2 separate regions of the Homo sapiens genome follow, and region 2 is linked to region 1. A link is a loop called in an ENCODE intact Hi-C map of the cell type or tissue named here. Cell type or tissue: GM12878. All regions are shown on one strand. Each heading gives the region's core, and the rest is flanking DNA. Links, peaks and the distances in the headings are about the cores only.

Region 1 (4,402 bases), core at 130-4,129:
AAGTATAAAAAGGATAAAATAATAAAAGCTGTTTTGCCGAAGGTAATATGAGTATCTTGTAGCTCTTCTCTTAAAGAAGTGATTCTGAAATGTTTTAGCATTTACTTTATCAGAATAATAAACTCATCAGATGAATGCCCCTGCACCCACTTCATATATAACTGACCACTGCCTAAAGCCATGGACTTCCTAGCAGAAATCTCTCCCTGATGTTCTATCTCCTATCCCAAACCATTTCACAGTTTAGACAGGCAACTGAGGCAACTACACACAGATGTGATATATACCTCAAAAGTTTTGTAAGAAACTTTTATGGAGTTTCAGATGAGGGGAAGGCTTTGTCCTGTTGGAAGAATCTGAGAGTTCCATGCTGGAAATTTCATTTCAATTTGAACCAAGGAATGGACTACACTGGATCTCAATAGGAACAAGCTGGTTGAGCATATTCCAGACAAAGGACTAATGTGATCAAAAGATCAGAGAAAATAAATCTCTGACATGACTGGTGACCAGGTCAATTCATCAAACAGGTGGGTCAAGAAATAATGCCATTTGAAAAAAAAAAAACGTTAGAAAGTTGGTTGGGATTGCATTATAGATACCCCTGCATATCAGATTACATTTTGAAAGATTTTTGCTCTTCATAAAGGAAACTGTGGCAAATATTCAAAGAAATTTGTGATCTTATTAGAGCTGCATTAAGAAGATTAATATGATTAAATTCATAGGATGGAACAAGAAGAGAAACTAGAGGTGGGCAGAGAGAGGCAAAAGCCCAAACTAGGGTGGGGACATTGAGAATGGAAAGGAAGTGACATATTGTGAAAGAAAAAACACAATTTGTGGTTACTTAAATGTACAGAAAAACAGCATAAGCAGATTCTTAATCAACAATTTGCCAATATTTGTTTTACATATTAATAGAGCCGAAGGGTGTTTTCATAGTTTTAGGAGGTGCTTCAAGAGATCTGTGCCATATCCTTCTCTGGAATGTTCACAGTGTTAACACATCAAAGTCTATGAGAACACCTGTGTAAAGATACCAACTTAACTTTATTTCAGCAAGAAATTATCCAATTTATTCCAGTAGATATTGGCATGTCTGTAGTTGTATGTGGAACACCTATTCACAGTCTAAAAACCTAGTATTCTTTAGTACACACTTTCTGGTGCTTAGAGCAATAACAAACATTAGCTGTCAGTTCTGCCTTTTGTTGAGACAGAGCCATACTTTCTTGTCATTTTTATTCCACACATGTCATTGCTTATCAGTGTGTGCTTATTGAGGGGAGGGGTAATTTTGAGCCATAACATAATTTATGTTATTGAATCATCAAATATTTTGAACTAGAAAATGTTCTAATCTAGCATCACTCAGTTAAAACTCTATTTGAAAATATCTTGGAAACATATAACAGAATGAAAACCATAAGAACAAAGACCATAAATCCAGAAAATAAAAATGAATGAAAAGATCAAGATATAATATACAAATGACAGTTAAACTTTTATAATTCCTTAATTTATGAAAAATAATTCAAATACATTTAGTATTTTACAAATGAGCAGGTAAAATAATTATGATTTTTAAAGGCTATATTAAGATATTATTTCTTTATAAGAAATGTAGACATAATACTTATAATTTGTTTCTGCAGTTAATAATTAACATGGGTCTTTTTTTAGATGAAAAATCTTGAACATGTAAAGAAAAGTCTTGACATTATTTATTGTATTAGAATAAAGTACTAGAATTCTCTCATTCCTTATTAAAAAATTAAGCCTATGTTACCATGTTTGTCAATCTCATTTGATTTTCTATTCTTAGGTCTAAAGTTTCTAATAACAATTTAATGCATTTATCAGTAAAACACATGCTTAGAATCCAAATGTATTAAAATTTTTGCTAAAGTAAGCAAAATAGACAAATAATGAAATGTTTTTACTTTGATTTTTAGAAAAAAGGTAAAGAATTTTATTCTCTAAGAGAGCAAAACAAATTATCTTATGGTGACACTAAGACAGAAAAGAGTTTGTTTTCATTTCTGGTATTCTTTGCCAATGTTTGACAGTTGAATTTTTTTTCCAGATGAGAATTGTGCATCAATGTTCAAGTCCCAAGAGACGTTATCAGTCTGAACAGCCCAGTGAACAAGTATTTGTGACTCTCCTTCCAAATGAAATGTTCTACAGAAAGGTGGAAGTGGTAAGAAACCGTTGAAACAGTGGTTAAGAAGGTAGGTCTTTGTGGTACTGATGGGAAATAGTCGTTAGGGGAAAGCTGCTTCACCACACAGGAAACAGAAAAACTCTTGAATGCATCTTGTCCAGCTGTGGCAGAAGAATTTACATAGATAACATTTTAAAACCAGAGAGTTTGTACTCAACTGGTGACCAAGAAACGGAGAGATGAAGGGCTGCAGGCAGAGAGTAGAAGGGAAATATTTTAAAGTTACAAGACTTACAAGCTGTGCATTTTGCAAATCACATAGCTACTTATCTTCTCAGAAAAGATGTTTAAAATAGAGACCTACACTTTATCATATTGAAAACCAAGCAATCTCAATGAAGGTTTTTAAAAAAATGTTTACCAAACCAAAAGAAACTCAAGGAAGCATTTTATAAGCTAACAGAGCTATTATTGAATGCCTTAAAATGGAAATATTTTTATTGTCTAATTATAGATATTGAAAAAGGTAGTAAGTATAAATATTCATAATAAATATTAAAATAGTAACAACAAAGTTTGCCACTTTTTCTCACTTAAGAGGAACTGATTTGGTTTTGTGATTTCACTTAATTATAATGAAAATTCTATAAGCTCAGAACTGCCATCCACATATTATAGATGAGCAAACAGACTCACAAAGATTGAGGCTTTTGACCAAGCTCCTAGGGCTTAGGCTTTGAACTCAGATGTGATGGAGTCTGAAGCTTGTGCTTGTTAAACATTATTGTGCAACTCCCATCATAATAATTTGAACAGTAACAAAAATAAGTACATTCTGTGTTTGGTTCGTTCTCTCTTTTTTTAAGTTATTTTATTCTTCTTCCAGCATGTCATATATATTATTCTCCATATAAGGAAATATAAGAATATATTCATCCTTATATAAAATGTTGGAAATGCTCTCTTGGAAAGGTTTCTTTGTGGCTTCTGGTTTTGTTCATTACTTTGCTTTTAATGATCATTATTATTATTCTTTCACAATATTGTAACATACTACCAGAGTCATTTTATTGTAAACACTTTGAAAAACATACTTCAACAATAATATTGTGGCTATAACTCAAATTCTCACCCACACGGAAAAATTGTGTGTTTTTGCTATAAAATATACGTGGTAAAAAGAAGTGTGAAGTAGAAAATGACAACAAAGTTGCAATAAATTCATTAAAAGCATAATTCATTGGTCTTTCATTCTATTCTATTCATCTAGTGAATTTATCAGATTTTAAGTGGTTTCTTAAAGCACTTAAAGTAATTTCTTCAAGCAATCTAGATACTATTACTGGGGAAAAACATCTCAAAGGCAAACACTCTTAGTATATCAATCGCTAACTTGAGACCATGTCACATAAAATAGTTGATGTGCATATTCTTTACTTCTTTTTGCCTATTTCATGGGATCGCGTTTGCTAGGTACCCAGTCTAGCAAGAAAGCCCAGTTGACATTTCACCTTCTAATCAATATCTAAGCAAACATTTTGAACACTATCTTCTTTCTTCTCCTTCTTTCCCCGGTCTAAGTACTTCAGGCAGGTGCTATCTGATTTGTACGTGTTTTAGCCATCATTATACCTTTCATTTACATGAAGCCTAGTTCATTTCACATCTGAGGCCTCTTCCAGTTCACATAACTCTCCCAATTACTTCTTGAAAATATGAAGAGTCAATCTCTCTTTCCTTTTTTAAAGTACTTAGAAAACTTCTTCATTTCCTAAATGTTTGGGTGTCATGTTCTAATTGAATTTTCATCAGGCTACAAGATAATTTAAAATGCTACTTTACTGATTTTCTATTTAGGTTAAATACTACTTTCTAATAACATATTTCTGTGTGCTTTACAAGCATGCACAATTCATGCATGATGCTTGTTTAGTCTCTCCCAGAGCTAAGGCAGGCCAAAGAATGATTTAGATATATCCTCTGGGAGACAAACTTTTATGTAGCAGGATGGCTATATTGTAAACATTTAAGACTTGTCTGAAACTCTCTACAACGTCCATATTCACATTGTCACACTGTCCTTTAATACAGCTCTTTTGGATTTTTAAATATAGTAGATTCCTAGGATTAAAGCAATTAAAATGGGAGCAACCACTTGTAGGAATCTAGTCCAATCCTCTTATTTTATAGCTAAGGAAAGTAAGACTCAGCACCATAAACGTATTGAAGATT
Region 2 (4,402 bases), core at 330-4,329, 200 kb after region 1:
TAGTGGTGACACTGGATGGTTGACTTCTTGGGTGCCTAGCCTCAATTATTTCTAACACAATTTTCTGTAATGTGTTCTCTTGCCTTTCTATTGGTTATGCAAGGTACTATACATCATTTCAACTTTCTTTTTCTTTACTACTTCTGATAAGCAGCATTGGTTTCTGCCATTTGCAACCAAGAACCTTTACACGGAAAACAAAACTTTTTGGCTGAAGTTTATAGGATTAATTGTTTAAATGGGAAGTTACAATTTATAAAGGGTTTAATATCTAAACATTTGAGATTGCTTTAAACTACTAGCATTCTCATTTAATAATATTAATAATATATTATCAAGTAATAATTTTAAAAAATATTTTCACATAATATAAACTTGTGAGCAACTAAAGATTATAGAGCTTAGACTACATAATACACACAGCTTACTAATTTTTAAAGAAATTTCAAAAACAATAAAACTGTCATCATTCAGACACAAAATTATCTTTTTTCAAATCCATATTCTACCACTTAGTATACTGTGAGCTTGCAATATACAATTTGCCATCTCTCTGTAGTTGTGACTTAGGTATCTTTTAATTGTACCAGTGGGACTCACAGAACCTGGCTTTGAAATTAACAGCTGAAGATAACTCTTTGTAGTTTATCACTCCAAAACTCCCTGACATAATCCTTTTTGCTATAATTTGATTTTTTTCTCAAAAAGAAACTCTTCATTTTATTTCTGTTCATAATCTCACAAAGGATCCATCGCTACCCTCGCACCTGATGCAGACCCCTACCCCATCACCTTAAAAAATGCTGATTTCCTAAAGTTAAAATGAACACTTAGTTTCCAACTATGGCCATTCTCAACCCTGCCCATTTCTCCTCATTTGCCTGTATATTCACCTGCTCTGTGAACTTGACCATCTTTTGGCTCCCTCTCCAAAGGTAGTTCCCCAAGGGCACTTGGCCTGAATTTCTGCTTCATTATTTGGGTTCCATTCTTACTTCCTTGACTTACAACCTTCCTTGACTTACATAACCAGGCAGCTTTCCTATTCTCATTTGCATAGTAAATCTGCATAGCTTCCTGGCCCTACTTCCTTATTCTATCCCACAGCCACTCCAGAACCCACCAAAAACAACTTGCAAGAAACCACTGATTTGAATTTCAAGAGATCAAGTTTCCAAGCTCTGTCCTGCTCTCTGCAGTCCCTGTGTACCTTAGTTCCTGGGTTATTTGAGTAGTGTAAATGTTGACCGAGGCCAAACATTCCACCATTCTGAGGAAGGAAGGGGAACCACGTTCAGAAAGGGACAGGAGAGGAGAGATGGATAAAACCAGAGGTAGGGGCGTATGCACCCTGTAGTCCTAGCTCCTTGGGAGGCAGAGGTAAGATGCCTTGAGCCCAGGAGTTTGAGACACGCCTGGGCAAAACGGTCAGACATTGCTTACCCTGCCCCCAAAAAAGGCAAGGGTGTGATAGTAGGAATTAAGTTGGAGACAAAGGGATGATAGAGGGGCCCCTCTCACCTCAACACAAAACCAAAAGTGAGTCAGGGCTGAAAACCAGCTCCCCTTACAACACAAAGCCCTGCCCTGCCCACCTAGCTGTGGTGGTCCTCTGTTTGGAAACTAGTCCACTGGCTTGGTGAGCAGATCCTTGACTTCCTAAGCTCCAGCTTGGCTGACTCAGCTCTCTCCCTCAGCTCCTGCTCTGTGACTCCAGCACATGGCCCTTGTCCCCCAGGGCCTCCCCCTCTGCCCAGTTCTTCTAGTGGTCCCCTCAGAGCCTCTGGTCTCTGTTCTTTTGCATGTGGTACCCTTGGGTGGTGTCAGGATTGGGGTAGGAGACCAGGCTAGAAGGCTAGGTGGAAGGAGAGGAGGCTACTGTGGTGAGGACAAGGGCATCAAGCCCGTTCCCCTGCCAGGGCTTGTTGAGGCAGGAGAGGCCTGCAAAGGGTATACAAGGCAGAAGGTTAGAGAAGGTCAAAGGTGGGGAGGGGGAGAGGGAGAGGCATTGCCAGTGGCTGTGGTGGCCATGGGAATAGGTGGTGGGGGAATTGGGACATCAAAGTAAAAGTTTTCCATCTGTCCCAGCTCCTACTTCAGGAGGGAGGCCATGGCTTCCAGGTCATGTGGGAGCAGGGAAAATGGAGGGAGCCTAGCTGGGGTCACATGGGGGGCTCTAGAGCCCCCTGTAAAGTCAAGAGCCCAGTTATCTGGTCAGAGAAGTCATCACCTGTCAGGGCCTTCACCCTCCCCTCAGCCTGCTCTCCAGGGCTCCCGTGAGGATCTTACGAGGCCCAAAGGGGTAGAGGAGTAGAGGCCCGGGAGAGCACCTCATGGTCTAAGAGCTCGCCCAGGCCCTGTCCACAGCACCAGGAGTGGCATGGCTGCAGCACAGGCTCTGGGCACCTGTGGCAGTGGAGGAGGCAGCAGCACCATCTGGAGGAGGATCTGGGCATTGCTCAGATGTTGCAGACAGGCACCAAGGCGAAAGTGAAGGCTTCCATGGGGGCCGAGCAAAGGCAGCTGCGGCCTCTGCTGAAGAAAGAGGAAAGCCTGAGAGCCTTGAACATGGATCCTTCTCCTCCCGGCTTCCGGGTGAGAAAAAAGGACACCTGACGATGGGGAATCTTATTTGAGCTTTCCATTTCTGAATTTTGCCCAAATAGTCCATTAATCCTTTCTGCCAAATGTTGACTGTGTCCAGATCGGTATTAAGATTTTCCCAACAAACATCTTGTCCCCACTTCTGCTCATAGGGTACCACTATTTTCCCAGGACATTATGCATAAAACTTATTATAAAACTTTGCTCTCCCTACCCTCCACCTGGCATATAATCAGGGATCAAATTCTGTCAATCCTTCCTTCACAATCTTTCCCAAACTCATTTCCACTTATAAATTCCTTTCCTTTACCACTATCATAGTGTAAAATTAATACTTTATTACCTCTGATGTAGATCGTGGACAACTGTACATAGTTAAATAAATATGAATAGAATATCGACACAAAACATAAAGAGAGCTTGACATCTATCTCACCATGTCCTAAAGGAAATTAGAGAAATATGTGTTCCTATCTGCCTGACAAAAGGAAGACAAGGATAGGATGAAAAGAGGTGGCATTTAAGTCTGAAAAATGAGTATTTCAATTGCTTCTGCGTTTCCAGTTTCTGTTCTCTCCAAGTCATCCTCCAATCTGTGTCCTGGTCAATCTTTGCAACATACTGTTTTAACTTTGCAAAGTAAGCAAAAGGGCTAGAGTGATATTTTCTAGATGGTAAGTTAGGCATTTTTATTTGGGAACAATGCAGTCATTGTTAGAAATAAATAGACATGAGACAGTTATGTTGTGTGAAAAGAATGTCTGTGGCCGAGTGTGTTGGCTCACACCTGTAATCCCATAACTTTGGGAGGCCGAGGCCAGTGGATTGCCAGAGCTCAGGAGTTCCAGACCAGCCTGGGCCATGGTGAAACCCTGTCTCTATAATAAATAAATAAATAAATATTCATTTTAAAAAGGAATAAAAGAAAAGAATGTTTGCCAAGAAATCTAAATATTTGTGCACTAAGCCTGGATAACTGAAATTTCCTGGAGGGAATGTATATGTATAAGTTTTTAGAAAAATGATTAAATGAAGAAATGGTTGCAATGATGTTAAATGATCTAGATTTTTCTAATATGGAGTCAATTTTGGACAAACAGGTGAAATTGATTGTCATCTTCAGTGCCTAGAATTCTATTTGTTGCCATATTTGGTATGCCTTCTCGTACTCAGCCATCCAAAACCTTCACATTCTTCTATAACCCTTTTTCTAAACCTATTTTTGGGTGCTTTGGTCATACTGAGGAGTCAGTTACTGATACCCGCTCAGATTAGTGAAAATCTTCCCAGTAGAATTTATAGGTGAATACATATAAAATCTTTTATTAGTACTATCTTTGTATTCCTAGCAAAGTCCCTGATTTTCATTAAATGAATAGTGAACAAACAAGAATTTAAAAGTAAATGATTAAATTGAAGACATAAAGGAAAAAGAAACAAGGAAGACGAATAGAAAGAAAGACAAACTAAAGGGGAAAATAAGAGAGTTCAACACTGAAATTTCTGGTCCTAACCATTGGGTAAGGAAAGACAGCAGGGAGATACTGATGTCTTCAAATATCTAGTGAAATTATACCACATATGTGGTCATCAATTGTGTTGATGGTTGTCATACATAAGAGTAATATACTACATTATAATGAAGAATGCAGTGAGAAGTCCTATGTTTTCTAGTTCTTTAATATTTTTGTGTAAAGCACCCATATGTGAAATATTATGAAACAAATCATCACCTAAAATTAGATGCCATTATCATTCATGGTGATACATGTATGTGTATTCACCAATGATATATCTG

What was found. Hi-C counts contacts between places; a loop is a spot of excess contacts. Peaks named below come from ENCODE experiments on the same cell type or tissue, not always from the same donor. Only the 100,000 strongest peaks of a DNase experiment are listed, where the experiment ranks them.
Region 2: a loop joins it to region 1, with 4 times the contacts of the local background. A loop is called at or near these places in 2 of 110 quality-filtered maps.

The regions. Positions count from the first base shown.
Region 1 is chr1:199,039,467-199,043,868 of GRCh38, forward strand. It overlaps LINC01221 (long intergenic non-protein coding RNA 1221), which reads left to right. Exons shown (of 3, transcript NR_126351.1): 2 at 2,090-2,206. Among named protein-coding and RNA genes, the nearest start is that of LINC01222, 23 kb to the left of the region's middle. In GM12878, for the core only: no CTCF peak of the experiment used is centred there; a DNase peak (open chromatin) is centred at 2,265.
Region 2 is chr1:199,241,207-199,245,608 of GRCh38, forward strand. The region is part of intron 3 of LINC02789 (long intergenic non-protein coding RNA 2789); the gene reads left to right. Among named protein-coding and RNA genes, the nearest start is that of LINC02789, 95 kb to the left of the region's middle. RefSeq lists enhancers at 2,208-2,307, 2,348-2,457, 2,478-2,567. In GM12878, for the core only: a CTCF peak has its summit at 2,430 (motif pointing left); DNase peaks (open chromatin) are centred at 1,134 and 2,465.